Regions from separate parts of the Mus musculus genome. Here region 1 is linked to region 2. Evidence: chromatin loops called from intact Hi-C (ENCODE). Cell type or tissue: gastrocnemius. All regions are shown on one strand. Links, peaks and the distances in the headings refer to the core of each region. The heading gives the core; the rest is flanking DNA. Region 1 overlaps Sema3c (sema domain, immunoglobulin domain (Ig), short basic domain, secreted, (semaphorin) 3C). Region 2 holds the start of Sema3c (sema domain, immunoglobulin domain (Ig), short basic domain, secreted, (semaphorin) 3C).

Region 1 (15,412 bases), core at 4,489-12,488, 120 kb before region 2:
TCGCCTTCTTATTTCTTTTCTTTCTTTTCTTTGCTTTCTTTCCCTTTCTTGCTATTCCTTTTGTTTTCATGTCTCTGCCCTTGCTTCGCCCCCCCCCCCCCGCGCCCCTTTGCCTGGTGGTAAGCATCTATTACTCTAGCTTGGCCAGGGAGGGGAGACAGGTGAATCTTTGAAGCTCATTCGCCCACCATGCTAGTTATCTGGTGATTTTTGAGCTTGGAGAAAGACTATGTTGCAAATAAAATTATGGAAGTATGATAGAGGATAACACATGCCATCTATGTGTTGTGCAAACACAAATACTTTACACACATATGTATACATTTAAAAATAAGTTCAAATTTCAAACAAGCATACTTTCTACAAATAATGCCAATGTATTATGTAAGATTCTTCGGGTCCTATTCAGGAAGCTATAACAAATTTCTAAATGGAGAACTGAGATCAGCCTTTCTAGTAAATCTCATATATTACTCAGGGACAGAACTTCTCTTCTGAAATCAAAGGGTTGTATGGTCATTAATGAGCCTCTTTCCAGCACTATTTTAATTGTAAGATGCACTCATCTGCATTAGCTTTGACGTTCAAATTGTTTGCACACAATGGCTTAAAACAACCTTGGTTTTGGATTTACAAATAAGGAAGCCCTCATTGCCCTGTAGTCATATCCAGACCCACCTTAACTTCCCCTTGTTGACCTTTCCCTATGGTTTGGTTTCCTTTATATACTAATGAAATGGTTATTCCCTCCTCAATGAGACTATAAGAAGATAGTGTAATGTGGGAACTAGCATGCAACAAGTACATGCAAATATAACGATCTTGTCCACTGCATCTTCCTGCCTGCCCCGCTCTTTTCGGAAGGTCACTATAAGATCACTTCTTTTGATTCTACACTTATTTAATCATAAATCTTCACTCTTATTAGGAAATACTCTTTCTTACTCATCCATGGAATTCTCGGTTACATCTTTACAATTATAACTCCTCATTGGGTCTCAGCACTGTCAGGGATTCATCTAACACATACTTGGCTAATGAGTCTCCTATCTCTCTCTGTAGCACAGCACTCTCTGCTGAAGTGCATCTGTAGTAACACCTTCTTTGACTTATCCATCTGGATAGTCCACCAAAACCTCAAACCACTGTGAGGGAGAAATCAGCTTTATTTTAATACTGTTTCCGAAGACACCACAATCTTAAATAAGCCATTTCGTTAACCAAATTCTCTGTTTATAGAGTTTTAAAAGGGAAGAGTTTCAATTAGTTAACTCAGTGTTAACTATTAGCAAAGCCACAGTGTGTATGTGTGTGTGTGTGTGTGTGTGTGTGTGTGTGTGTGCATGTGATGACAATGAATTTGCCATCATTTAATCTCTTCCTCTGCATATTTTTTAATTTATATAATCCCTTTCTATCTCCAAATTCCAGGTTCTATTTTATATAGGCACCCTTTCATACCTTTGCTATACAAAAAGCTATCTTTCCTCTTGGCTATTTTAATGTACTTCCTGCATTAGTATTATGGGGTGGATGGAATGGCTGAGTGGGAGATGGTCACTGCTCAACTGAGTCGGGATCCTTGTGGTGGAGTGGCAAGCAACTCCCAAGTATCTCTCTTCTGATTTCCACATACATGCTACATCATGAAAGCACATGCATGCATGTTTGCAAAATATACATTAAAACCTAACATGAAAATGCTTTAAATAGATTATAAGTGTGGCTGGCATATTTAAAGTAAATACCCTATAAGTCACCCCTTTGTTCAAGTCATGGAGGAGCACGTGACTTTGTCTGTAGGCAATAGCAAAATGCTACCTGATAGAACCTCAGTTTCATGACTGTGTGCATTGTATGGTTCTCAGTCTTAACAGACTGACGAAGTGACCCTGTCTACCCTAAAGTAGCCAATGAAGCATTTTGATTACAAGGCGTTGTAGTTTGTTATTGTGCTGTATCTCAGAAATTTAAAAAGAAGCTTAAATTGAAATATGATATTATCTTTATGCATTAGTCAGTGCTGGCTTTCCTTTCAGAGTCTGAAAACAGAATATTTGTTTAATCATTATTGTAAAGTTGTTTATATTTAATGAAATAAGCTAGAATTCAAAAGCTGATTGAATTAGTTTTTAATCGCTACATAAACAATTATTAGCAATTTAGTGTTTTTGAATAGCACACATTGCTCCTCTTAGTATTATGGTGACTAGAAATTCAACATGGATATCAGTATGCCAAAATAAATATTTTCAGCCTTATACTCTGGATTTTCTAAGGAGAACTGGTTTCCTGTGTTTTACAATTGTTTAGAGACTTCTATATTCCTCCATACATGATTGCTCTCTTCCATCTCCTGGGACATCAGTGTTACATTTTTGACATAGCTTCCTATGCCTTCCATCTTTTTTTTTACTATAGCCAAGGGCAATTCTTTCTTTCTTTCTTTCTTTCTTTCTTTCTTTCTTTCTTTCTTTCTTTCTTTCTTTCTTTCTTTCTTTCTTTCCTTCTTAGAGACACAAGTTTGTGTTGAGCACACTCACACTGTTTGCAAAAATGCCCCCCTTCTCAAGGTCAGAAACATTAAACACACCTGGGAAACCCTTTGCTAATTAAGTGCCATCATCTCCAGTTTGACCTTTGAGGAAGAGATATTTGGGTGTTCAATATTCTGCAACTGCATGAGTGGGAAAGAAAACTAAGCATGCAGATTTGAAAAGTAAAACATACAATTTTAGTCTCATACACTTAGCTCAGAAATTCTGTGTTAAAACATTTCTATTTTTTTTATGTCCACTGCATTATAAAAGCATTCCCTCCACTTTTCTAAAATTTAAACATTCCCAAGAGCAATCATTTTGTTTTTGCCAGACGTGATTCCCACACAAACACCCACTACAGACATGACAGACAACTACAGGCCTATGGGAAATCATAGGAGGTCCAGGTTGCTGGGCATTTCTTCTAGGACAAGGACTTTGAGGCTTGTCCCCAGGAAGCTGGCAGTACTGCAAGAAGAAAAACCTATCATGGTGATTTATGCCTGACACACAGACAACAGACTTCATAAATCAGCACTGATGCTCCTACGTGAGCAGGACTAAACAGAGGCAACCATGATGAGGTTTGACTCTAGTTGTCCTCAAACCAGCTAGAAAATACCAGTGATTAAGTAGAAAACAGAGCAAATCACTCCATCTCTTGCTGAGAGCTCTATGCTCTTGCATACTCAGAACCCCTTCAAATACATCAACCCATTTACAAAATCCATTCAAGTGAAGCAAAAAGAAACTTGGCAGGCTTTCCTATGTGTTTGGTCAAACGTTTGAAACATTTTGGATACAGGTATAATCTCAAATAAATGTAGCGATATTCCAAAAACTCAGGTGAAGTTCTACGTTTCCCCATCAAAAAAGTGTATACCTTCATGTCAAAATGGAATATAGCAGACAAGAATGTATTAAATTTACAGATTAAATTTTAGCAGTTAATTTACACACAAAAATCCAGTCAGTTTCATTGAAAAGTGTGCCTTTGTCTTTTCTCTCTCACCTTGTTAGGTATATCTGGCTCACATGTAGGAGCTGGTGACAACAGTTAGATGAGGTTAAGTGTGTGATATTGTTCACACAAAGGAATGCCAAGGCCAGTGTTCTGTCAGTTTATTATCAACATCAATTTGGTAAGTGCAGGTAAAACATGTTTGAAGTCAAATAAGAAAATGAAAATCAAATTAACTTTAGTAAAAGAGAAATGTAAATAGTCTATGCTAAACAAAATAGGAACTTGAAGGTAAATGTCTAGAATGTGAAATTAGTCACCAGGTATTTGTATTCTGAATCTGTTGCAGCCAACACAGAAATAATTTTACATGACCTAGAATGATGTCTGACCTAATACACAAAACTCATTTTCTCACTCACCAAAGTAATTCCTATAAGGCAGCTACTTTTCCTGATATATCAGTCCAGTAACTTGGTGTTCAATAATAAATATACCAAATCAAGTCACCTGAACCCACAAAGTCTATCTTCAGGTTTGGGTTTTGAGACTAGCCTTTGAGGGCCAAGTTATCTTTCCAGCTCAATGGAGCTTATATTCTTATACTTCCTCAGAGAAAAAATTTGATGGTTAAATAAAATTATTCATGTGCCTGGGAAAAGCAAGCATCATTGTAATAATAAGATATCTCAGAAAGGTTAATATTAATTTATTTACTTTACACAATGGTAATCAGTGCATATTTTAGGCAAGTCTAGATAACCTATGAGACTTTTTCTACCTTACAAAGAACTCATTTCCAAAGAATGGCATAGAGGAAGATATGCTGTGTTTGAAAGAATTATTTTCAGTGATTATAAATATATTTTGGTTTTAGTAAAGTATCATCCCATAGAATAATTTATTATCTTAAATAAATGTCTTGTGTATATATGAGATGAGTGTGCATGTGTGCATGCATATAGACCTTCATGAGCATGTATGAGTGTTTCCAAGTATGCCTTGATTACTCTCTGGAGATCCACTGTGACAAGCAGTAACCCCCTTTGTTATAAAAGCCCACTTATTTTAAAGAGACTTTTTCTCTGCTCCAAAATGACAGAGAAATGTGTACATCATCCTTGGAGTATTTTCATGTGTAGTTCTCAATTGATGGTAGGCTGTTCCCAACTCAAACACATTTCTACAGCTATCAAATTTTACATGAGTATTTTTGAGAGTTCCCTAAAACTCAGCCTTCCTGGCGCAGCAGCTCATTCAGAATGCCATTTCAAGAGCAGTGACTGCCAACACCTCTAGTTATAAAGAAAGCAGTTATTCTGTGGTGTTGCCAAGCAGGCATTTTCAGGCTCTGCTCACACATGTGGCACATACTTCAAGACTTCCTGGAGCCAACATTTCAACTCAGTACTCATCCAGTTAAACGGAAGCTAATAAGAAGCAAGAAATGGTATATTCCATATAGGAGTTGTGGTGGAAGACCACTCACACTGATCCTACCTAAAAATCCCACAATGCTGTTAAATCATCCTAAATCTTTGACACCATTCCCAAGAACACTAACCTTTTCATCAAAGATCGCATCCTGATTCACGTGTAGTGCTAAGAACGGAAACTTGACAGAATGTATCTGAACCTGACCCAGACACTTAAATATTTTCATAACTCCAGAAGCAAAAGGAAAACAGCCTAAAATTTCTTGACTATGTAATAAAGTCTGCTCTGGGTCAGTGGTCTGGATGCTAGTGGTAGATGGAAAAGTTAAAGGAAAATTATTAATCCCATGATAGCATTTACCAACCTTCCTAAAGACTAAGATTTTTTAAAAAGGAAATTGAATATTAAGGAATAAAACAAATAGTTGATTTTACTTACACACACACACACACACACACACACACACTTTCTTAAAAGTTATTAGCCAGAACTTTTAGAAAATAATTAAATACACTCAACTTAAAACTTTACTAAAGTAGCATGTGGTAAATATAACTTACCACAAAATAAATTTTATTTGGGAAAACATGAATATCTATACAGTCTCCACGGATTAGAAAATACTTTTTTAAAGATTAATTTTATGAAATTCTATGTTTATCAACCCAAATAAGGGAAGGTATTTTTTTTCTATAAAAGACCAACGAATCTCTATAGGCTTTGCTGCCTGTAACCCATCTCCAACCCTGCTGATTCTCTTCTCTTATCCTCTCTGTCACTCTTGTTTCTCCTTTTATTTAATTATTTTCTTCTGACCTCATGACACACAAAGAAAAATTTTATTTATTTTTTTGTATGTTGGGTCATGAGCCATAGTCTGATAATTTAGTCTGATGATGAAGTTTAATTATCAGCATCCAAGACTCAGCTAAATTCTATAACGACAATGAGTTAAATAATAATCAGGGTTTGAGCCTACACAGCTAAATTGGAGGTTCTGTGAGCTACAGTGTCATTCATAATACTCAAAGTGGGTACACTTACATAATTACATACTATCCTATTAGAATACCAATGACCTTTCACGTTAGTTTTCTCTATGGAAACTCTCTTGATAACAGACACTTGCATTGAATCCTCCTGAAGGTCTCAAGATAGCAGAGTGTAAGTGAAACCATGATAATGGCTTTCCTTATTGTCACCATAATCACTGCACCATATTCATTTATGACAATGGAAATACTCTCCTGTACTTAAAAAAAATTGGCAACATCCAAAGAACTTGACTTCCCCCTACTTACATACAGATTTAGTTACACTTAAGACAATGATTAGATAGTTTTATCAAAAGCCACTTCAGAAAAGATTAACTGATGATCTACACAAAGAAATATTTTTAAAAGAAACGTCATTTCATATCAGTGTACTATTTATCCCAGCTTCATAAATGCTGAAACATTTGTCCAAAAATTACAGTGTTCTCTGGTTGGTCAACATAAATAATGGTCAGTGGTTAAGACAGTGGCCATCTTTCCAGAACGGTGCTGTGGGCAGAGGCCTTGCCGCAACATGCACTCTCCTACTTGGACAGAGTTCTCAAGACACTCCTGAGGCTTTGTAAGCAATCATTAGGGAAGTCTCCACTACAATTAAAAGCATATGCCCAAACACAGATTCTGAAATGGCACACATGTTTAAATACACACATAAAAAGTCTTTGACTTATGTGGGGAGAAAAGCCGAAGCATCCTTGCAGAATGCTTCTTGCTCTCTTCTATTTAAATAAACATTGCTGAACAGTTTTAAAAGACTTGAACATTCCACCCATGAAATCTACATTTATTATGTAGATTTTCACAAGAAAGCAATCCTAGGATGACATCAACAAACACCTCCTAAACAGGTTTCAAAAGAAGCAAACAGACTACAATCATCTAATTAACAGACACTGAGAGAAATGGAACTCCCAAATGGCACTGTCTTTTGAGAAATATATGTTTTTTTTTCATGAAAATTCCACCTTGAATATTTTATCGTTCTAAAGGAAACTCTTTGTATTGATTTAGTAATCATGTATGAGACCATATTCATATATAAATGAATATTGTCTTCTGAGAGCATGCATGAATTCACTTTATTGCCTGGGTAAGAGTGGACATACTCAAATGCCTGTGGTATGCCTATAGAGAAACTATAGGTTACAAAGAAATCAAAGCATGAGAACAATATGCCCTAGAGAATGCAATATGGGAACGCATATCAAGCATTAGTTAGAAAGTCTTGGACGAGTATAAACTGAGTTTGCATCACAGAATTTGAAATCTAAATTCATCCATTCATTTGCCAAGGATTACTGACACACATTTAAAATTTGTTTGCTCATGATACATAATTAAATGTGGTCAAAGAATCTATAAGAATAAGAAGACAGAAAGAACCTCCAGATACACCAATGAACAAGAAGAATGAGGACAAGGATTGTATGTCCCATGGATGAAGTAACAAACAAGGATAGATTCTGAAGTGCAAGGGCAGGGAGGTATTTTAGTGGTCAGAGCATGAGAACATTCAAGAAGTCTGTAGTGAAATAGCATTGGCAGCAGGGTGAATACTCACTAGTGCTTTGTGTGTGGGAAGAAGCTTCCTAAGCCAAAATTGGTGTAGGATGAAATAATAGGATCTAGGGATTGAGATGATAACTGACAGCAAAGGTCCTAGAGATGGCAGGATAGACAAGAGACAAGGACTGATTAGATTAGGAAGGAAGGATTTTATGTGTCAGAAGCCACAGAAGCAAAGCAGAACCAGAATTCTTCCAGATTCTTCTAGGCGTGCCAAAGAATACATTTTAGAAGATTCTCTGTCTCTAGGATTTCAAACAAAAATTATGTGTGAATGGAAGATTTAGATCCAGGGTTTTTGTCATAAGAAGGTATAAAATAAGAACTTCATAAGAAAAAGCAGGCTGAACATTTTATTTAGCCAAGAAAAAGTTACCACATTTTTGAAGTTGGTTGAAATCTTAGCACTACTCCTTCAATTCAGACTACATGTTCCACAACCACCACATTTTACAGTGACTTTCACAGGCATGTTTTATGTCTGTTTCCTTAATTAGAAGACACACTGCATACTTCATGGAGTTGTTTTTACATTCTAGAAAGACAACTGATGAGATCTGTATTGCTGCCTCAAGGGCAGAAAGTGTGTGAGATCCTGCTGCTTGGACAATATAGAGGAACCTCGGAGACTTTGTGTAAATGGAATCAGGCAGCCATGGAATTTGTAATCTTCTCTACCCATCAGGCAAAGACTACTTTCTCCCTTCTAGTGCTTTGCAAACATAGTGTGCATTAGAAACACCAGAAGGGCCTGCTTAAGCACAGATGGCTGGGTTTCCTATCTGCCATTCTTGGCAGAGGGCCTACAGATGTACTTCTAACAAGGTCTGGGTGATATTGATCTTGCTAGTCTGAGGACCACACTGTGAGAACTAATGCTATAAAAAAAAAAAACACTTATAACTCATTGTCCCCAGTAAGGAAAGATTTTGTAAATAAGACTATTTTTGTTGAATTTCTCGTAAAAAAAATTGAAAATTTAGGACACTGGCTCTATTAAAAGAGCAGACATAATATTTTCCAAATGTCTTTAATATTTTCCAAATATCTGTCTATACTTCAAGCAGCTTACCAAGGTTACCGACGAGAATGTCTTGTCTATCATTTTCATTCTGGAAAATGACTCCAAGTCATTATTAAGAAGTCATAGATTCTGCTCCATTCAGAAGGATACTATCATATTTAAAACTCCCTTCTGGCCCCTAATTTAGCCCTCTTTATATTTATTTTTCACTATGATACAGCTAAGGAACTATTTTGGATGCCTTGAGTATATGAAATTCGGTTGTTCATCACAGCCTCATAAGTAACTTACTAACTCCATTTACAGTTGTAGAAAAGGAGTCAGGTAAAGACTAAACGCCTCACTAAAGACCAAACAAAAGGAAACATTGATATCCTTTTTAATTTTAATATTTTGGTCTTACCTTTTCATGTAAATTTATGCATAGTCTTTAACAGTACAACATGAGCTTAAACACCTACCTGTGCCCAGAAACAGAACGTGGTATCTCCCATCAGCAGCGTTGACACGGTCCACAGCAATCTTTGTGTACTTGTAGTCAGTGCCTATGCGGACTATCAGAGGCCTTCTGTGGATGGGGTAGATGGAATTGTACATGAGAGGGTGGTTCCGAATAAAAGTGACAACGTCATCTGGGAAGTCCTTGGTGGTTCTCATATTGGGTGTAAAGGCCCCTCCTGGGCACTGAAAAAAGTAATAATAAAGAAAAGGAATAAATTAATAAAAAGCATCCCTTTGTCATGATAATCATTTCCAAAACACTTAAAAAGTCAACTTGACTTGTTCAAAGTACATTGAAGATCTTCTGAGAAGGACAAGGAGAGTCTTGAGCCTCAAGTTTTCACAGGCAGGAAGCAGTGATGACATTACAAACATAGACAACTGGGAAGGTACCACAGTTCTGTAAGGGGACCCAACAATGGCTTCAGAGGAAGAAGTTTCCACTGTTAGCCAGTACCAAATTTTCAGGTAAAATGGAACTGCTGAAGCTTGAAGTTCGAACACAGTAACCAATAGTATTCAAGTGTTAAGTCCTGTGAGCCAAATTGTCAAATACAATTGTACAATGGACATGTGCCTAAGTGTATTAAACACTTCATAATATATCTTCAGAAATAAAGCTGGCTTTTATGTTTCTCTTGAAATAAATTATCTCTGCTGTAGTTTTTACTTAATATTTAAGGAGGTTCTACAAAACTGCTGTTCTTAGCATCTTGGTAACTGTGATATGCTATAAGGACTATGACCCTCTAGAACATTACACCTCACTCAAAGCTTACAGCAACCCTTAAAATGAACTGTTTACTTCTATCAGGTACATAGGATGAACACTGCTACATTTTAACAGAAGACAGAAATGGAGAAATCTGTCAAATCTTTCCTGCTGATTTAGTTAAGAAAGAGGAGCTACAATGGAAACCAAGCAAGATTTACCATCCTCTGTGTTAAACCTTTGCATTAACTAGTCAATGATGCCAGGGTCTTTGTGTCAACATGACAGACAAACATTCACTCAAATCTGTCAGCAGAATTCAATACAAACCTATTATCATCAGGAAGTTTTAGACCAAGATCAATCAACTCAACCAAAACTTTTTATAGGACACACACACACAGACACATACATATACAAACATACATACACACAATCACACACACTCACACACACACCTTCTGTTTTTAGAGAAAATCAACAGGAACAATGAAAAGATTCGTGAAATAAATAATAAAAGACAGCCTGTCCCTGAATATTCCCATGATCTGGGAATATGTTTTCATTACAAGAAAAAAAATTCAATATTCCTGTTTCTAAATTTCCTAAAATGAAGGCCAAATGTGGACAAAGAATTTAAGTTGAGGTTGTTCCGAGCTGACAGTTGTGTTCCATTCTTCTTCAGAGTATGGGTTCTGCTGTTTTCAGCCCTCATTCTTCACACAAAGTGGAAAAAGGGCAATATGATGCCCACTGAATGAAACTATGGAAAGAACAATGCAAGGGCAATTTCTGCAGCTCCAGACATGCAGAAGACACCACTAATTACAGCTTGCTGTGTTGAGCCACCTTCCTAAGTGTTTGTAGGAACTCTTGCTAGTACACTGTAAAACCTCCACAGTTAACACACATCGCTTGGCAATTTGTACAATTTCCAATTGTTAGTTTGATTTATGATTTCCTTTAATAATTCTTTCTTTTGTTCTTTGAGATTATGCTATAATTACATATTGTATGCCTCTCTTTCCTCCCTGCACACTCTCCCCTATATCCTTTCTTGTTTTCTCTTAAATATTTGGCTCCTTTTCCACTAATTGTTATACACATGTAAGTGATGATTTATTAAATTTTCAGTATCCTATTTAGAACTTTTACTTAAAAATAAAGATCTTATCTGCAACCCTATAGGTGGAACAACATTATGAACTAACCAAGTACCCCGGAGTTCTTGACTCTAGCTGCATATGTATCAAAAGATGGCCTAGTCGGCCATCACTGGAAAGAGAGGCCCATTGGACACGCAAACTGTATATGCCCCAGTACAGGGGAACGCCAGGGCCAAAAAAAATGGGAATGGGTGGGTAGGGAAGTGGGGGGGAGGGTATGGGGGACTTTTGGGATAGCATTGGAAATGTAATTGAGAAAAATATGCCATAAAAAATATTTAAAAAAATAAAGATCTTAATGAAAGCTTTGTTAAGGTTGCTCAAAATCATGCTGGTTAAACAGGTAACAGAAATCAATAGTTTTCAAAAGGTATTTTTATTGTTACATGCATTATGATTGTTATTGATATTGGTAGTGGTGGTGGTGATGTGTGTGTGTGTGTGTGTGTGTGTGTGTGTGTGTGTGTGTATGTGTGTGTGTGTGTGTGTGTGTGTGTGTTGTAAGGATAACTTTGCAGAGTCAGCTCTCTGCTTCTACTTTACATAGGTGCCAGGAATCGAATTCGGGTGATAAAGTTTGCAAGACAAATTTCTTTACCTGCTTAGCCATCTTGCCAGCCCCTAATCAGTGACCTTTACATTTTTATAATCAGTGACTCATCTTCTACTTTTGCTATGGATGCACAATGTACTCCTCCCTTAGAAATAAGACTTTCCCAGTATGACATCATTTTCAAGTTTAGAAAAGAAGTAATTATGGTATGAATCATACATTCCCCTGCTTCATGCCATAAGATTAGCATTCAAGGCAAATTGAGTTGTGAAAATGGTGACAAGATAAAAAGTTGTCTTCCTCCTCTCAAACTCTATCTGAACTGGTGCATTTCCTCAGTGAAATACAGCCAAATATTTAGTGTTTAATAGTATTTGTATCATCTTAAGGTATAGGCAAGTATGCACATTGGGACCTTGAGATATTGTAAGTTATCTTCAAGAAATTTCAGCAGTTCAATTGCACTTGGGAATCTTTTTCAGAGTTGATTGTTGTTCAGGATAATAGATAGGTACCCAGTTTTAACTATCTGATCGGAACTAAGGGTCTGTAAATTAAATTGGGACCATTATTGTACTATGTATTTATCCAACTGCCTGTGGCTGGAGGGATCATAGACTCTAGGGGAAAACCCTACATTGATATTCTCCTAGAGCAATAGAATTTTTAATGGTATTGTAAATCTATATCTTTATATCTTTATATCTATGGATAAGTACAGTTGTCATCCCTCATCAATGAAGGTTTTTTGAGCAGATGAACACTATTGCAGTGACTCATAAATGGTCAAAATGTAAAGAGTAGGTGACTGGAGGATACCCAAACCCAGCTATATCTACAATATAACCCTCCATCTAAGGATAGAATAGCCCCAAGTAGGAAAGGGTAATAGATTTATAAGAGTAAGAGGCTGAAGACACCTGTTTCTAGCTAGTGTTCCCTAAACATGACAGGAAAGCTGATCTTATGAGATCTCAATAATTTGTTTGCATAAACAAGACCTGAATAATGGATACCAGCTGGGAAATTTCACAAGAACTTACCACTAGATGAAGAGGGGTGGGGGTGGAGTCAGACCTGACCCTAATAGGTTAGTCAATCCCATGTAGTCACCTCTAAAGCACATTGCACATATAAGTTTTTGTGTGTGCAACAATGATAATGGAAACAATAATAATTAAAGAAAAGGTCATGGGTTTGAGAGGGTTGGAGTATGGGAGAATTTGCAAGGGGCAAAGGGGTAGAAATGATGCAAATACAAAAAGAAAATGATAGCAGAATCAATAAGCATTATCATAAAACAGCTCCATTCTGTAGGTTAATTTTATCATACAGATTAGCATTAAGTAATTTTAGATAAACTCAAGTATTGTTTTCCCAGTTATTCTATCCTGTTTTGAAGCAGAGGTAAATACCAGTTTCTGAGACATTTTGACTAATGATGAAATGCCAAGGGAGAAACTGAAAACAAGGATTGTCAGTAACATTAACATTGAGCATTGACAGCTGCATGCCTAACTCCTGGGTTACACTCAGGTGGTCATAGCACCCCTGCCGCTAGTCCTCCCATGTTCTGCTCCTCAGCTCTGTGATGGAGGTCCATCAGTTCCAAGGCAGTTCTAGACTACTGCATAGATGAATAAATATTCCTTGACTATTTATTTTTTTCTAAATGTCATTTGATGAGTCCTGTAGTGAACATTAGAACAAGAGATGATGGCTTTACAGATATAAGCACACTAATAAAGAAGAAAAACAGCTTTGTGACAACAAAGTAATGGCTGGAGACATACATAAAATATAAATGACAGATCATGGTTCAGGAACAATTGTCATAAACATGAATGAGTCAGTATTTTTAAAACCAATTTACAGAGGCACTGAGGGCTCAGCAAGTTTACTGCCAAACTCGATGACCTGAGTTCCATTCTACCTACATGGTAGAAGCTGAAAATTGACCCTACCTACCTACCTATTTACCTAAACACACACACACACACACACACACACACACACACACACACACACACACACCTCACTAAAATAAATATAAAAGCAACATTACAGGACGGAGCAGGTAGTATTTATGAGTACACACACATTTAAAAATACTAAAAATTTATAAATTTCATGTGCTAGCAAACAGCTCAACTAGCATGAAACAACAAAGAGGCCATGAATTTGAAAGAGACTGAAGGAGGCTTTGGAGAGAGGAAATGAAAGGAAAGATATAATTTTGAAATTATAATCACAAAAAGAAAGAAAAGAAAACAAATTTAGAATCATGGGTAAATATGACTTCTAGGATCATTGAAGAATCTTGGAGAACAGCAAGCAGGCTGTGCTCTTTAGGGAACTGTCCTTGGAACAATGGAGGATGTGGTTCTGGTACACGTCTAGATGGGAGTTTAGAATGAACACATTGTTAGGTTCTGTTTCGGCTGGATGTACAGGTTACACAGAGTCTACAGAAGCTCTGTCCTCACAGCAACAGGATAATGGAACGCATTAGCTCAGCCGCAGAGAGTCTGAGGGCTTTGGATGCCCTTTGCAACATACCAAAGGTGTCTTGTTTCTTCCACAAACTTGAGATACTTATGGAAAAACATTATGACACAATTGGCAGCCTTCCCAGCACTTAACTTGTGCTTGCTGGTTGGGCTATTTGCTAGCACAGCTACACACCCTGCTTTGAAGGAAACACCTAGAGGGAACACGAGAGTGGGGGTATAAGATTTCTGCCAGTGTCCTTTACTTAAAAACAAAGTTATGTATTTATGAGGTTGACCCAGCAACCTGACTACTGTGTGCAGAAATGAAGAATGACAATCACAGTTGATCCCTCATTGGGAAGACTTCAGAGACAGGAACAGCATTCTTCACCCTAGAGGAAAAGGACTGTTCGAGTTCACTTGGCTAAAGATCTTCTGGCTACAGAAGCAGGAAGCACTGAGCTGAGGCCTCCACTGGCAACTGAGTTAGAAAGCTGACTTCATGCTGTTTTGCTGGGCTCAGGGTGGAGTGACCAGATCTTCAGGGAAGCATACTTCTCTAGGAGGAGTTTTGGGGTCATTCCTCCACCCTGCCCCTTTGATTCCCTAAGGACCACTCATCTGACAATTTCTGGATTTAGAGGAGCTGTTGTGGTCTCAATACCAGATGTAAGAAACCACATTATAGAAACATGTCTTAAGTACTGTCTACTCCCTTTTTGCAGAGTCTTTTCCAGATGTGTGTCACTAATCCCTGGCTCATTCCACACTGTTTTAGAACGGAGGAAAATGCTTATTCTTAAGAGCTTTTTAAAAATGAGACTGTTAGCAGAATTTTCTAATTTAACCTTGGTTTATTTGTGGAGAAGGGTTGATCTCTTCCCACAGTGTACACAATGATTGCTTTTCAACAGTGGTTTTCTGTGTGATGCTCAGAGCCTTGTACACATGTCAATGTGGCTTTTAGGTGCCACAAGGGTAAAGAGCCATAGTGGGAACCCTGGCTAATTTCAAGTTACTGCTTGAATGTCTTCGGTTAATGAAAGGAACAAATCATACAAAATGTCAGTTCGGGGAGAGAAGAAGGACAGCCTCAGAACATTGTTCATGAGAGTCTGAGCCCTCAGTTTAATAAATGTACCTTTTTAAAATTTTTAAATGCTTTATGGGGATTTCACTTAAGTAACAGGAGGGGGTGCATAGAGTTTTATTGAGTTTGCAAGCTCATTGCTCCTGTACTATCTGTTCACGTACTGGAGAAACTACACCAGATCACTATCACCGCTTACTGTCGTGTATTAAAGTATAAACTTAATTAGGTCACAGTCTAATCATTTTACGATTATAATTCATCCTTGAATAAGTTATTATTGAGGCGTCTGGAAATATATAGAGTAATTTGTAT
Region 2 (15,412 bases), core at 4,371-12,370:
TTATATACTTTTATACTGGCATAATATCATAACCTCATATTTTGATATCAGAACAAGATTTAATAGAATCTGAGGAAATTTGCCAAGAATAAAAATAATGCTTTCAAGAGTAATATACAGATTTTCAAACTCATCCCAAGTATTTCTGAGAATATATAAATAGCATATCATAGAAATTATTTCCATTCTAATATTTTTCAAGTCATCCTTTGCAATACCTGAACTTAAATTTCATCTCTTCAATTCAGGCTTATGAATGAGATTGAGTCTATGTGAGCTTGCCACACTCCTATAGTCATGGACAGGAAAAACTGGGTTTCTGCTCTTTTTCTCTCATCTCCTCATCTTTTAATTGATTGATCTCAACATGCTGTTTTACATTAAATCCTAGAGTTACCCTTCTCAGTGTTCTGTCTTAGTGACATCTGACCCATATTTGCATTTATCAGTAACATTGCCATGAAAGAAAGAGTTAAGTATTTTTTATTTATACTGGGTCCCTTGTTGAGTTTGAGTTCATTACAAAAATTGCAGGTGAGCAAGATCCTTAAATGGCACTTAACTTAGGCTTCTGGAAGGAGCCTACAAAGGCACCACAGTCCCCTGCTTTCCTGAGAACGAAAAACTTCAGATTTATTGCATCCACAATGAGCATTCTCTGAATGAATGGAGAAATCAGGAACAACCGGCTTTGTTTTTATCTCTTGGGGTAACCACAAGACAATCTGTTTTCAACAACTGTGCCTGCTAATGTCAATGTTAGCGGAGTTCATGAAAAACTAATTCATTATTTTCAGTTTATTATCCAATAACAGTTCTTCCAGCTTTGCATGTGGCTCACTAATTCTCCAGGGTGCTTTTATGTGTTGCTTAATTAACTGAGGTGCTTGTCAAAGGAGGCAGATAGTATAAGATAAAAGATGTTTTGTCTTTTTTAATCCAAAGTGAAATTCTCTCATTTGCATACTATTCATGGCCTGAGGACTTTCACAGCTTATTACTGAATATTCAGCAGTGGATAAAAAGGCAAAAAGGAAGACAGAGTGAAGAGTAAGTCAAGGGTCTGAGGCAAGGTTTGTCCCTACCCTTTATGCTCCTGTTTCCAAACTCTGAACTTGCCTTCAATCACCTCTGTGCATGGAAGCCAGTTGCATTCTTATCTACAGGGGAGACTAAGACTTGAGCTAGAAAATTTGTCAGTGTTAGCAAGGAAAAAGATATCAAATAGGAAATCCTCGGGGAGTTTCAATCCTGTGAGTGCCATTTCCTTTCTGAGCTCCACATAACATAATCAGTAGCTGATGTCTAAAAAGCAATCTTCCAGTGGGATGTCTGCTATTCTAGCGAGCAGAGTCCAGCAATGAATTGCAGACTCATTAGTCAACTTCTCTACCATTTGTTTTTTCATGAGTACCTTGATAGTTATGAATTTTAAGCCAAAAGAAAATGTGAAGAGACAGCTAAACTTCAGCCAATAGAAGGAGATGACTGACAGACAGAATGATTTCGATGGCTTATTTAGACCAACTTAGTCTTATACAATTTTCATACATATAATTGATATTATCATGATGTCTGGGAGCAGCTCCTCATTTGTGGTGAGCCCTAACTGCCACTCTAGAAACTGACATTCATGGTAGTGAGTGAATCTTGAATTAAAATAAGTTTTGATATCTTTCTATCATACAATACCTTAGCTATAATAACCTGCTTAAACTACAGCCATCTTTAAAGGAATTTGGCTATTAGTATATATATACACATATATGCCTATTTAAATATATGTCCAAATAGTTTCACATTATTAAATCATAGAATGTATAATGAATATCCCTTACTTAATTATAAATGAATTATGGTATTTTTACTCTATATAAAGGTAAATATCATACACATCAAAACTGTATGTGATACTTTTACCAGAGCTAATCAAAGATGCTTCATAATAGAAATGTATTCAACAGTTGAAAAGGACAGTTCTTCAAAGTATGTCACTATAAAAAGGGAAACAAAAGACCTGAAACAAAACCTGACAGAATATGAAGGAGAAACACACAGATACATAGTTTAAGAGTCCATCTGCTTCTGCTAGCAATTGAAAAACAAATAGATAGAAAATAAATAAGTATACAAAAACATTATTAACCATCTAGATCTACTTGTGTTTCCTCATATACCTTGTGCAATAAAAGCAGAATATACATTATTTTCAATATAGACCAAATTCTGTTATAAAATGTTTAAATAAATTTTGCATAACTGTGAGCACACAATATGTGTTCTTTCAGGAAGTTAAGTCAGAAATCTACACAAATTTTTTAAATGCAAATATTGATGAATCACCAATATAGAGGTAAAATGAAGATAGCTAAGCAAATAAGAAAAAAAACTGACTGAATAAATGCATGTTAACAAAGTCTGTGGTAGACATTTGAGAAAAAGCTATAGCATGAATAAATATACTAGAAGAAAGAACTAAATTCCATTAGGTGAGCTTCTATGGAAGGAATTTTCCAACAGAAAAACATATTGAACAACAGGAAAAATTAATTCATAGTAAATTTTAGTGGATAGATTAATGATTATTTAACAGAAAATGAAAAAATTTTTAAATTCTGCATATTTAAAGAGATAGCTAAAATCTGTTTAGTAATCAACTAAGACATAATATGTGTACATGGTGCTGATCTCAGGAATGAAGTAGAGAACATTACTACAGACCCTACAGACTAAGAAAAGATAAAATGAAATATGATAAATAACTTTTATTTTTAAGACTATATTTCATTTTAAAAAAGAAATAATATTTAAACTATTTACCACAATAATTGGACTTTATATAATTCAATATGGAAACATTATCTGAAGTACAGAAACATTTTCTTAAACATTTAAAGAGAGCTGATTCATTTTATCAAGTCACAGAGCACTAATTTCCGGAAATAATATATAATAGAATACCTCTGGGGAGAAGACAGAACTTTTTACAACGCTTTGCCTAGTATACTAGGCTCTCTCCTTGAACACAGGTATTCACCTCTTTCCACAAAAATCCTTACTGATTCTAATATTTTTGATGTGGACAAGAAAGAGTCAACATAAATAAAGCAAGGAAATCTAAATCTGTGTATCTTATTGGCTTTTAAGGCATCAATAATCAGGCCAAATAGCACTGGCAGGACATTTCTATTTGTTTCAAAGATATTCAGAATACAAGAAGAATTGTAAAACTTACAAAGTATCTAATAGAAGTCTCCATTTAATAATATAAAAGATTCAGCTAGCAGGAATGTAACTAATTTATATCATCTGACATACATTCCAGGTAGGGCTGATAGCCATCTCCTTGACCTGCACTAGATCAACACAGAAAGCCAGCCAGTAAATCACAGTTCTCCAAATGTTATCACTCCATCAATCCACTGCAAGAAGGGACGGAATGTGGATGCTGAAGGTAGTTCTTTTTCACACACCTTTACGTTGACACCAGTGTTTACTTGGAATTCAAGTATGACAAGTCTGAACGGCTTTTAATAATGTTTTATACAAGAAGAGACAGACAGGAGACCCAGGTTCAGGGAGGGAGAAGATTAGAAGACAAAAGAGGGAGCAGACAAGGTACTAAAGAGGGCTTGCAGACATAAGACAGGTGAAACAACGAACCTCTGTCTGATGCAATATTAGCTCCCTCAGATTCCTTCAAATTCCAGATTTTAGGTTCAAAAAATAGTGCCATAGATTTGAAATATAAAATACGACCTAGATTTGTGTTTAGATAAATATGCAATCATATACCCCACCACCCTGTATATAAAATTTATACCTTAATGTTAAGAACAATGGTCATAATGCTGCATCAGGAGCAGAAGTTCAAAACTAGACTGGGCTACACAATGGGTTTCAAGCCCAGATAGCTACAGTGTTAGACAATGTCTCAAAAAATACCTGAATAAAAAACACTTTGGAGGAAACTTTGTAACTTGTTTTGCATTATTCCAAAATAGTTACTAAAAGTAATGGAACTCTTAAATAATAAGAAATTTATCCATGATAATTAGGTAAATGGTAAACTCTCAAGAATTTGATCTTAAATTAATTATTGAAACTTGTACACTTTAACTATTTTTCTTTAAGTTATTTTTCATAACATATTGATTAATATTTATGACTTTATTTTAGGAATGTTTGAAGTTATCATCTTAAAAGTTAAGAATTTAATTTAGATTATTCTTGTGGGTATATCTTTTCCAATCAGTATTGGAGTTAGAAAGATGGCTCTATGGTATGTAATATTCTATTCTAACTGTTGAGTCCTAATAATTTTGAGATGAACAAGTGTGAGGAACTATTTATTTATAGGTTGATTATTTTGCCATGCCATAGTCTACATAACTCCCACATTAGGGCAACCTATTCTTTGTGGATCTATTTTGATTTAAAACTGTTTAAGCAATAGACATACAATAATATAAAGTCTATAATAACTTACATTCTCTATAGAGTACTAACACTGTTTTCTAAAGACACAACTTTTTCTGGAAAACATAAATTGTACTTGTTTCTTTAAAGACAAATTTGCTGAAGTATCCTAAGTGACTAATCACTTGTTGCATACATTTACACAGAAAGTCTGGGTTAGTGTTAATGTCATAGAAGGGACCAGCCTTAGCTATCTGGTCTACCAGACCATGTCATCTCCTTCCACTGTAAGAAAAATATAGGTAATTATACTTTTCCTTGAGGTTTTCTTTCCTTCTTTCTTTCTTTCTTTCTTTCTTTCTTTCTTTCTCTCTCTCTCTCTTTCTTTCTCTCTTTCTTTCTCTCTTTCATTCTCTCTTTCTTTCTCTCTTTCTTTCTCTTTCTTTCTCTCTTTCTTTCTCTCTTTCTTTTTCTTTCTCTCTTTCTTTCTTTCTTTCTTTCTTTCTCTCTCTCTCTTTCTTTCTTTCTCTCTCTCTCTTTCTTTCTTTCTTTCTTTCTTTCTTTCTTTCTTTCTTATTCTGCATTGATAATGTCAACTTCAGAAACAAAATACAAACAACTGTAAAATGTTTCTGTGATTCAAGAAAAGTAGAAGGATTCCAAAGCAGTTATTGTTGCCCCTGTTCTTCACATCTAAACAGCATGACTATGGTTTCAAGGGGAAATGTCAGGCACAAAGGTTAAAGGTGCAATTAGAAGCTCACACTCAATAAGCTCTAAATATGGCTTCTCTGCTGCTCATGGTGACCTTAGGGGAGCACTTAAGAACTTAAAAAGAAAGGGAAAAAAGGACTGGTAAGTGTCAATCAATGTGCTTTCTGCAATTCCTCTGTGAAGGCCTAAGAGTGCCCTCATCAAAGCAACTAAGCACATGCAATGACAGGGTTTGTGTAAAACTTGGAAACGTAAGCACAAGTGGTCCTGAAGACATTTCTCATCTAGTTCATATTTTATCTGCCAAGTTAATAAGGGTTACATTACTAACCCAACCACCCGTCTAGAATGATGTGAGCAGTTTACATTAACCCCATGTACACATTTAGTAACCACACCCTCAAAGCACCATATGGCTTTTTCTATAAATCACTATTTGAAATTATTACTTTGCTAAGCTTAAGAAAACAAAGTTTTATACAATAATCAGTGCACTGTCCTGAATATTTTTATGTAATTTTCACTTCACTAGAAAAAAAAAAAACCAACCATGGAGAATAGAAAAAAAAAAAAACAAAAACAAAAACAAAAACAAAAACAAAAAAACAAACTTTAGAACAACTCCAGTTTTGAAGCAAATACTTGGAACTTACTGGAGTTACTACAGTGACAAAACTCATGATTCTATTCATGAAATTTGTTGAGAAGGGGCTGCATTCCAGCACAACCAGATGACATAAAAGATGCTACACTTTAAGCTCTTTATTATCTCCCTGGAATATATGTTCAACCCAGATGAAACTTAAGGGGAAAAACGTAAGGTAGCACACACTCCAGGCATTTTCATAAATACTTCCTCCAATGCAATGCTGACCGATAATAAATATCATGGCATTTAAAGAGTAGCCTTGTAATATTTTGAGAGCCAAATAATGTGATTTGATTCTCTTCAGTACGTTAAGCTTTCATCTGAGTAAGAAAGAAAAAAGAAAAAAAAAAAAAACAAGACCTCCAACAATGTTTTTTTGTAAGTGTTATCAAATTTCTTACCATCAAATGTTAAATAAACTCTTGCTTGGGGCTGGGAAGATCCTCGTACACAAATGGAACAAATAAATACTCCAACCAACACACAAATCGCCCGGAATGCCATTTCTTCTGATTTGGGAATTAATATCCAAGGGAAAATACCTTTAGAGGAAAGATAAGAAGAGATCTGTGGAATATTCTTTAACTTTTTGGTAACCAGAGATAACAGCTTTGAGAAACGCAGCTTAAGGTCTGCAGGCAGCAAGCAGTAGGAGGTGCTATGACTTAACTTCTCAAATGGAAACCTTTTGATTTATTTGTGTCTGAAAGTCTTTGCAACTGACAATTCTTTTATCATCCCATAAAAATGATGCTGACATCAAAGCAGAACAAAGCATCAGTGAAAACACTTAATTGATTTCCCCCAACGAATCTCAATACCTCATCTCTCTAGAACCCATTCAATTATACTGACAGAGTATTGAAGATTGAAAATACTCTCCCTAATAAATACAGTAGATTCCACCATCCTATTCATGGGTACCCATTCATTCCATGCTCACTAATTCTTCTGGATTAATTGCCTCTGAAATAGTGTTTCCATACATAAATCTACCTGTGCTCCATCCCTGATTATTAAACCACCCCAATCAGCTATCTGCCAGTGCATGCAGATGACCAGGCAGTGGTTAAGTGATGCAGATGAGGTAACCATGGACTCCTGCCAGATTTAAACCAATGACCTCGTGGTGAGTAATCCACTGGAGCCCCATATCCACCAAGGCATATTTTACATAAATCATCCAGAGAGTGCGCCATCAAAATTTCAAACAATGAATCAAAGAGACAATATTCTTGCTTGAAAATTGTAGCTATAAAATTAATATAAGCTATTAACTAATGTCTAAGTATAAAGGGAGGCCAGGTACTGTTAGAACAAACCTATATGAGCCCCACTGGCCATCAGAAATCCCATCACTTCTCATATAGTGTAATTATACAGTAAAATGACAAGCAGGTCTAGTCTGGAAATGCAACCTTACAGATCTTGTGTTATATGGCTTTTTTAAATTGAAAATACATTATTGATTCTATTCAATAAGGAAGTGAGGTTAAAAATTGAAAAGGCTGTTTCTCTGACACAGAAGGAAAGGACAATTAAACACAGCATGCAATCTCAAAGAAAAATCTAAACTGGTCTCATTGGTAGCACATATGCTGCAAGAGTGCAACATGAAACTCTCTGCCTCTACCACACAGATGGAGGAGACCCTAGAGATGTTTGTGTTGGTAATTTTCAAAAGAAACAGTTTCTTCCTGCTTCCACAACCTCTTCACCCTGTCATCCCTAAATTAACTTAGAAGAAAATTGATTTTTATGGGTGACTTTCCCTTAGAATTTTACCCCTGGGATTTGTTGACTTAGTAGTTAAAACCAGGGGGAAGGGATACTATTAATATGTCCAACCTTAGTCTGTTTATTAACCAAGTTAGAGACATTTGTACATTTTTACATATTGCTATTACCAGTACATAATCCGATATGCCTCCCCTAAAAGAGATATGCTCCATAAATTGCGAAGAACATTGCCTAGATGACATGGGAGATCAGACAGTGCTGATCTATCTATCAGAACACCCTGGTTTCAGTCCGACCTAGTGATGGGCTGTGACTGCCATCCCCCGCCCAAGTCCTTTACAACTTAGTCCCTTTAACTCGCACACTTAAAAGTGATGGCTAGTGCTTGGTCATCTATTATGAGTAAATACGAGAGTATAAATATATTATGTAGCTTCCACCGGTGTTTTTCCCCTTAGAAGGCACTGGAGCAACTTAAAGTCTTGGCAGGTGCCACAGCCTCCAGTCAGGCTCAGCTCCTCCCGGAGCGCTTTCCTCATGAGTCGCGTGGGCTCCTAAGAAAATACTCAGACTTGAGCACACCAAAGGAAAAACAAGTCAGTACACAGACCCAGAAAAGTTCTATTTCAGTAACTGAGTAAGACTGAAAATCTGAGTCCGGCTTACCGAGGTGGGAAAAGATCCAGGAGAAGTCAGCCACTTGCTCCGGGCTTGGATTTCCAGTCCCCTAGGTCCTTTCCCCAGAAGACCTTTAAAGACTTAGTGAGTCCGGAGGGTGGGATTCCTGCCGGCCGGTGCTGAGTTTCTTTGTAGCAGAATCCCGGGCGGCAGAGCCGCGGCACCCGGAGCCCTTCTCCACGTCGCTCAACCCCGCACCGCGGAGTGAATGGCAAGTGGCCGGGCGCCGGGGGCGAGCGCTCGGTGTCCGATTACAGCGACGCGGCGCGCGGCTGAGGCTGCCCGGGCGCACCGCCCAGCCGGCTGCAGCAGCGGCCCCGCGTGGCCCGCCGCATCTGCACGGGCCGCCGCCCCACCCAGGGAGCGCCTGGCCGCGGGTGGCAGCGAGCCTGAGGGCGGAGCACAGGCTGGCCTGGGCGCGGGAAGGCTCTGCTGCAGGCTAGACTCTTCTCCGTAGCGCTGCCTTTGGCAGTGAACAGTCGCTGAGCGCGCTCAGCCAGTTTTGCTATGCGCGCCTCTTGAAAAGCATGCAGGCTTGGCTACGCTGTAAATATCCGAGTGCAAAGCAGTTGTTTTGCCAGAGGAAGATTCCCTGCATCCTTTTAAGGCAAAGAGTTACCGTTTTAAACGGGCACGGATCTTGTCTTCACCCTGAAGCAAAATTTCTAAAGCTAGGGGAGAGTAACGTACGGTAACCCCCTTTCCCAGAAGTGTAATCTGTTGAGTATTGTTTCCTGCCGCGTTTCCCTAACGTCCTGAAATCAGTAATTATGCTGACCTTTCCACACTGAATCATATCCAGCACCTTCCTCTCCGGGACACTCCCAAAACAGAAGTTGTAAGAATTTTCACGTTTTTGTTTTGTTTTCAAGAATGCTGTTTCCAATGGTCCCAACACTTTGAGACTCATAAATCTACACACAGGCGAGTTATTTGCAGCCCTGCTTTCAGGAAAACTCGTTAAGCCGTGCAACTGACTTTGATGTGTGTGTGTGGAAGGGGGTTTCTTCTTCTGACTAGACTGAATTAAATGATTGAACATCAAAAGAAAAGACTTTCACTCCTTGTAAACTGAGCAGAGCTGGCTTAAAAAAAAAAAAATCACTGTTCGCTTCAGCCCAGTAGGTGTCACTGTGTGAGGGACCCTTGAGTGCAATTTATTCCCTGTGTATTTCCTCAGTTGCCTTACAAAATGAAGTAGAATCTTTACATTCTTATCAAAGTTGTCGCGGGAAACACCTCTAAGATTACAAAAGAGAATTCCCGCTCAGTCGGACCCAAGAAGGAGAGTTGCCGGAGTTAGTGATTAGAGGGCAGAATCTTTGTATCTATGTAGACACCGCCTCTGATGTCCAGTAGGTAGGATTGTCTGATTTTTGCCATATATTTGAGATATGTGAAAATCAAGTTAAAGAAGTTCATAATCGTTGCAAGATTCGCCTGCCTGAGATGGTTTGCATTTTAAGGTGGACTATCTCTGCGGTATACAGCTAAGTACATAGTAGACAAGGAACCTAAGTAGATTCCCTCAAAAAAACATGCATGAATGGGCAAGAGATGCTACAAAAGGCTCCACACCACTCATCACTTGAGCAATCCAAATGAAAGCCACAGGGAGATAACACTTCAAAGCTGTTGAATGGTTAATACCACAAAGAAAGAAGAAAAAACTTGCGGACAGTTTGCACAGACTGGGAGATGATACGAATTAGGGCAACTATTGTGGAAAACGGTATGAAGTATCTTTATAAACTAAAGATAAAACTAGCATATAACCCCTCAACCCCCCTCTAAATAATTACCCAAAGTACGGGGGGTCAGAAGATCTATATCTCTGTCTTTTCACGTCCCTTGGTCCAACGTTCATAATAGCCAGTCAGCCTAGGTGTCACTCACAGTCCTCATGAACCAACCAAGAGAATGTGCCTGGATTGGGGACACTATACCATAACTGCCACTGTATATACTTTCCAGACTTACAAAAGAGGAAACGCCTACCTTTTTCACAAACATGAAGAATGCCATGGTTGAGTGGAATAGGCCTAAAGCAAACAGGCAAATGTTCGGTGTCTTTATTTATCTATACAATTAACAGCCACTTTCTCAGAGAAAGAGATTAGAAAGGAGGCTACTACAGGGGATGTGATGGAAACTGAGTCAAACCAGATGAATAGTTTGACTTTGGTTTTAAATTCAATGGCACAGCATGGTGCATATGGATAACTGAATTGCATGCTTTCAATATTGGTAAGAGAATAAGTTTCTACCATTGTCACCTGAAATATTAAATGATAATTAGCAATTGCTCCTTATTAAGTTCAGATGTCATGCCACTACACGTTCCAGCAAATACAACTATCATTTAACTATGCATAATAAAATTAAGTCTACTTTCTTACACAGTGACAAGTTAAACTCAACAAATCAAAAATAATATTTCATGAATTATCTTCCAACTTATATGAGATCATTTTGAGAAAAGGTTATATTTAACAGATGTATTCTTTCAAAAATCAATATAGAAAGGATTAAGCTATCTTTTAGGACACAGATGTAATTAAAATGTGAGCAGCTTCTTGACAGAGGTTTACAAACCACGGGGGCAAATCAGAAACATCTGACTATATTGAAAAGCAATCAGGAATAAACATTATGTGTAGTTAATGTTTTTAAGAAATTAAGGTCACTGTTATGTCTTCCCCAGTTGTTTTCATATGGATGTAAGCAAAAACTGAATCTGTATCTTCAAGTGTACGAAATTCTCAATTGAATTGATAGGAAGATGATTAAACTATCAACTGAAAGCTGTGAAGCTATTTGACACGAATTAATATACAAACTCGGATAAAATAGAATTTTCTCACACACTGCTATGTAAATATCAAGACGATGAAGACAAACCACAAGCTGAATAAGAATCAAAAGTTGACCTAGGAGGGATTTTAACTTAAAACTAGGTACACAAGATCCCAGAGTATCGGTTCTGTGTTTCGTGACTACTCACGCAGCTTTGGAGAGTCTGACGAATAGCTTATATTTAATCACAGCCTGTGAAACTCGCACCAAGTTCCTCTCTACCAAGCCTGAGTGCATAGTTTTCAATGTGTGCCTGGGGTTTAATGGTATTTGCTTAGCCGTGAAACATTTGCAGTTTGGACACACCTCTAAATGAGTCACAGAAATACTGATACCACTAGCCAGGAAAAGTTCAAGCCCAAGGACATAATTGGGGCCCAGGCTTACCTGAACATGAAACAATAGTGTAAAATGTTTACTTATATCAGAGATTTGCTCCAAGCTGCCCAGGAGTCTGGAACGCTTTGACTGTACAGGATCCAGGTGAGATTCATGTGTTTTAGGCTCTTGTCTATGACTCTCTCCCTACAGATGGGAAAAAAAATAACTAATTTTAGAAGCTGTTTGGAGAAAGTGCTCCAAGAGTGGACATGCAGGAGCCACCCCCAAGTGAATCTGGAAGGTGCTAATTCCCTAAAGTTTTCTCATTAAGTTTTCTCATTAAGTTTTCTCGTCTTAGGGAGAACCAGTCCCAGTTTGAAGCACCATCAAGGAGCACCATATTTCTTGGAAGTATGAATGAGACAAACAAGCTCTGAGACCAGGCCAGTGAAACAAACCTGTCCTAGAAATCTGTAAGTGGAATGGCTATCTGATGGGCTTTGAATTTCCTTCATCAAAATCATTCCTGATTTGTTGTGTTTTGTTTTAAATAGGATGAGTGTACCTCCACCTTCTTTCAATTCACTGTCATTTTCTATCCCTGACTGTTGATATTTTCATTTTCTCTTTTTTATTTCTTTTTCTTTTTCAGTTTTCTTTTCTTTTGTTTTTTTTTTTTTCAAGACAGGTTTTTTTTTTTCTTCCTTTACTCCTGCCTGCCCATCTTTTTCTTATGTCAATCTTTCTCTATGACTCTAGGGTTTCAAATTTCAGGATATCAGGCAAAAGGAAGAAGAACAAGAAAAAAAAAACAAGGAGGAGAAAAAGGAAAAGAAATGAAGATGAATTACCATCAATGACAGCAGTTTTCTCTAAAAAAGACTCACTGGGAAGAAACTTTTATTGTTGACATTACAGTTTGAAACAAGGTTTATGTATTGTACTGGCTAGTTTTGTGTCAACACAGCTGGAGTTATCACAGAAAAAGGAGCTTCAGTTGAGGAAATGCCTCCATGACATCCAACTGTAAGGCATTTTCTCAATTAGTGATCAAGGGGAAAGGCCCTTGTGGGTGGGACCATCTCTGGGCTGGTAGTCTTGGGTACTATAAGAGAGCAGGCTGAGCAAGCCAGGGGAAGCAAGCCAGTAAAAGAACATCCCTCCATGGCCTCTGCATCAGCTCCTGCTTCCTGACCTGCTTGAGTTCCAGTCCTGACTTCCTTGGTGATGAACAGCAGTGTGGAAGTGTAAGCTGAATAAACCCTTTCCTCCCCAAATTGCTTCTTGGTCATGATGTTTGTGCAGGAATAGAAACCCTCACTAAGAAATGTATATATATAGAATTTATAGTTTAGAGGCAGTGGAGAGAGATCAATGGCACAATGCTTGTCTAATATGTATGAGGCCTCAGAAAAACCTCCAGCACGGCAAGTAAATAGCTATTAATTAAAATTACCAAGCCTAAATTTCCATTACTTTTTAAACACTGTTAAACATCTCAGATGCAGTTTAGTGTGTGCAGCTGAAGGACCTCGAGAGCTACAGTGTTTATGTTTAAGAGTATTTAGCTTGTAAGGTAGAATGAAAAAAAAAATGACAGTAGAAAGACTGTGTGTGTGTGTGTTGTTCTGCTTTCAAAAAAGTCATATGTGTCTGACAGCAATGGTAAAAGAATGTGCAATCCACACGTTCATCACAGGGTGAAATGTGAACTCTTTGTCTTTACAGTACCTACCAGGCAGAAAGTCCAGTGAGACTGATGTCTGCGTCTCTGGGATTAAGTGGATACAACTGCAGTTACAGGTGTTTCATAGTTCATGAATAATGTTTCTTTTGTACACATGCTCTTGGTCTTAGTCTTTTGTGGAACTGCTATAGCGAAAGCTTTCTCCTCACCCTTTCCCACATCCATTTCCCTGGAGTATCTTCGGGAGGCCTGTGGAAGTGCATCGGGTTGTCAGGTATGAGGAATGTGGCTGAGGCATAGGAACAGCTGGAGAAGGAAGCGCTGAACCGTTAGTTATAGCTAGTTGAGTCCCATCTCTAACCCTTCAACGTGTTCCAAAGCCTTTTCCATGAGATCTTCAGAATTTACTACTTTCCTACTCTTCTTTAACTTTTAATGCTTGACTAGAAAAGAGTATTAAATTGCACAAACAACTTTTGCCCTGGCAGATGCATTCTTATAATGAATGGCATATGACAAACTTGATTGTGTTGTCTAGCAAGGATTTCCACTAGACAGACTGGTGAGAGCGGAAAGCCTGAAGCATTGACTTAGTTTAATGGACCTACTTTTAGTCACAATACTTAACCACCTGAAACTCAGGTGGCCCTCACCAGCTCTATAAACATGTGCAGAGCTCAGCTCCCTTAATCTCAAGAATAAACATTTTAAAAAAAATGGAAGTATAATCCAGCATGCAAAAGAAATCTGGTTCAGAGATTTAAGCAGCCTTCCTCTACCTGGGCCCCAGGTAACAAATTCAGTTGTGCTGTACAAAAACCAGTATGCTTCCTGCCTTCAATACTCATGGTGTCTGTATTTAATAAAGAAGTACAGTAAATAGATTCGAAGCCTTTACTTTCTTTTTAGTTTATTAAGATCTTGAAGGATTTATTTTACTTTGGAAGATTTTATCTTGATGGATCTTGTTTGGGATACTTGTCCTATTGTCTCTCCAACTAGACTAACAAATATAAACAACATATCTTTGCTATGGAAGAACAGGCAGGCTGAGAGAAAAGTCAGTGTCTCATTCTCTTTGGGATTTCTTAGTAATACCTAAAACATACATGGGAAACAGGAAGCTAGAAATGTAAGAAATATGTTTAGAAGGGAAAAGAAAATCAGTCCGATGTTCCCAGGCAAAATACCACACCAGTATGAAAGAATACAAATAATGTCATCATCCATTCAAGTGCATTCATAGTTACATAAATTCAGTGTATTCCTTGCAAACACCTAATTTGTTGCTTTGGAAGATAGGTTTAATTGCAATCAAGAAACCAGCTTCAAACACAGAAGTGGATGCTCACAGTCAGCTATTGGATAAATCACAGGGCCCTCAGTGGAGGAGCTAGAGAAAAGCATCCAAGGAGCTAAAGGGAACTGCAACCCTATAGGTGGAACAACAACATGAACTAACCATTACCCTGGAGCTCCTGTCTCTAGCTGCATATGTATCAAAAGATGGCCTAGTCGGCCATCACTAGAAAGAGAGGCCCATTGGTCATGCAAACTTTATATGCCCCAGTACAGGGGAATGCCAGGTCCAAAAAGTGGGAGTGGGTAGGTAGGGGAGTGGGGGGGAGGGTATGGGGGACTTTTGGGATAACATTGGAAATGTAAATGAGGAAAAAACCTAATAAAAATATTAAAAAAAAAAAAAAGAAACCAGCTTCATGGTCCATGCAAGCCTAAGTTCATCACTGTCAGGGCTACGCTGATTTAAAACCATAAGTCAGAATGGACCCAGTCTGAAAATTGTCAGCTGGGTTGCCTAGAACTCTTGTGTTCATAGATTGAAAGGTGGTTGTCCACCTCAGTTGCACAGTTCACATAGCCCTTCCCAGTGTTCTGCCACCTCTAACTCAGTCTTTTACTGTCACCTTTCAATTCCAGATAAATGTACTTGGTGAAGTGTGTTTCATTTCAGTTTTTGACCATCCCATGACTCCTCCCAGGTCTGTGACTACACATGTGCTTTTCTCTACCCTCAAACCACCTTCAGGCAAACCGGCTCACCTCAAGCGTGGATCTCTCTGCAGTCCTTTCTTCAACCCTCAGCAAAACACATCACGTAGTGTTAGTTATAATATAGTAACATATCAGTTCCGATATATCTCAAGTATGTTTGACATTTATTTCTAATTCTTAACCTACTAATTATGTATTTGGGGAGTTGTTTGACATCAAGTTTTGTTTGAAAATATGAATTAAAACTATTGTTAGGTTTATAGGTTAATTAAATACAATAATGTGCTAACAGTTTCTGTTTTCTGTCTTACTACTATAACATTAGTTCTTCCATG

What was found. Peaks named below come from ENCODE experiments on the same cell type or tissue, not always from the same donor. Only the 100,000 strongest peaks of a DNase experiment are listed, where the experiment ranks them.
Region 1: it touches region 2 in a loop (2.1-fold over the local background); 2 of 42 quality-filtered maps call a loop at or near these places.

Annotation. Positions count from the first base shown.
Region 1 is chr5:17,688,498-17,703,909 of GRCm38, reverse strand. It overlaps Sema3c (sema domain, immunoglobulin domain (Ig), short basic domain, secreted, (semaphorin) 3C), which reads right to left. Exons shown (of 18, transcript NM_013657.5): 12 at 9,045-9,267. Among named protein-coding and RNA genes, the nearest start is that of Sema3c, 120 kb to the right of the region's middle. In gastrocnemius, for the core only: no CTCF peak of the experiment used is centred there; a DNase peak (open chromatin) is centred at 8,338.
Region 2 is chr5:17,567,742-17,583,153 of GRCm38, reverse strand. Sema3c (sema domain, immunoglobulin domain (Ig), short basic domain, secreted, (semaphorin) 3C) reads right to left here and starts at 8,338. Exons shown (of 18, transcript NM_013657.5): 1 at 8,189-8,338; 2 at 6,184-6,324. The coding sequence starts at 6,286. Gm31555 (a long non-coding RNA gene) reads left to right here and starts at 11,470. Exons shown (of 3, transcript XR_389765.1): 1 at 11,470-11,539; 2 at 11,736-11,850; 3 at 12,137-12,369. In gastrocnemius, for the core only: CTCF peaks have their summits at 6,419, 8,523 and 9,332 (motif pointing right); DNase peaks (open chromatin) are centred at 7,869, 8,007 and 8,515; H3K4me3 peaks cover 3,742 bases; H3K27ac peaks cover 3,678 bases.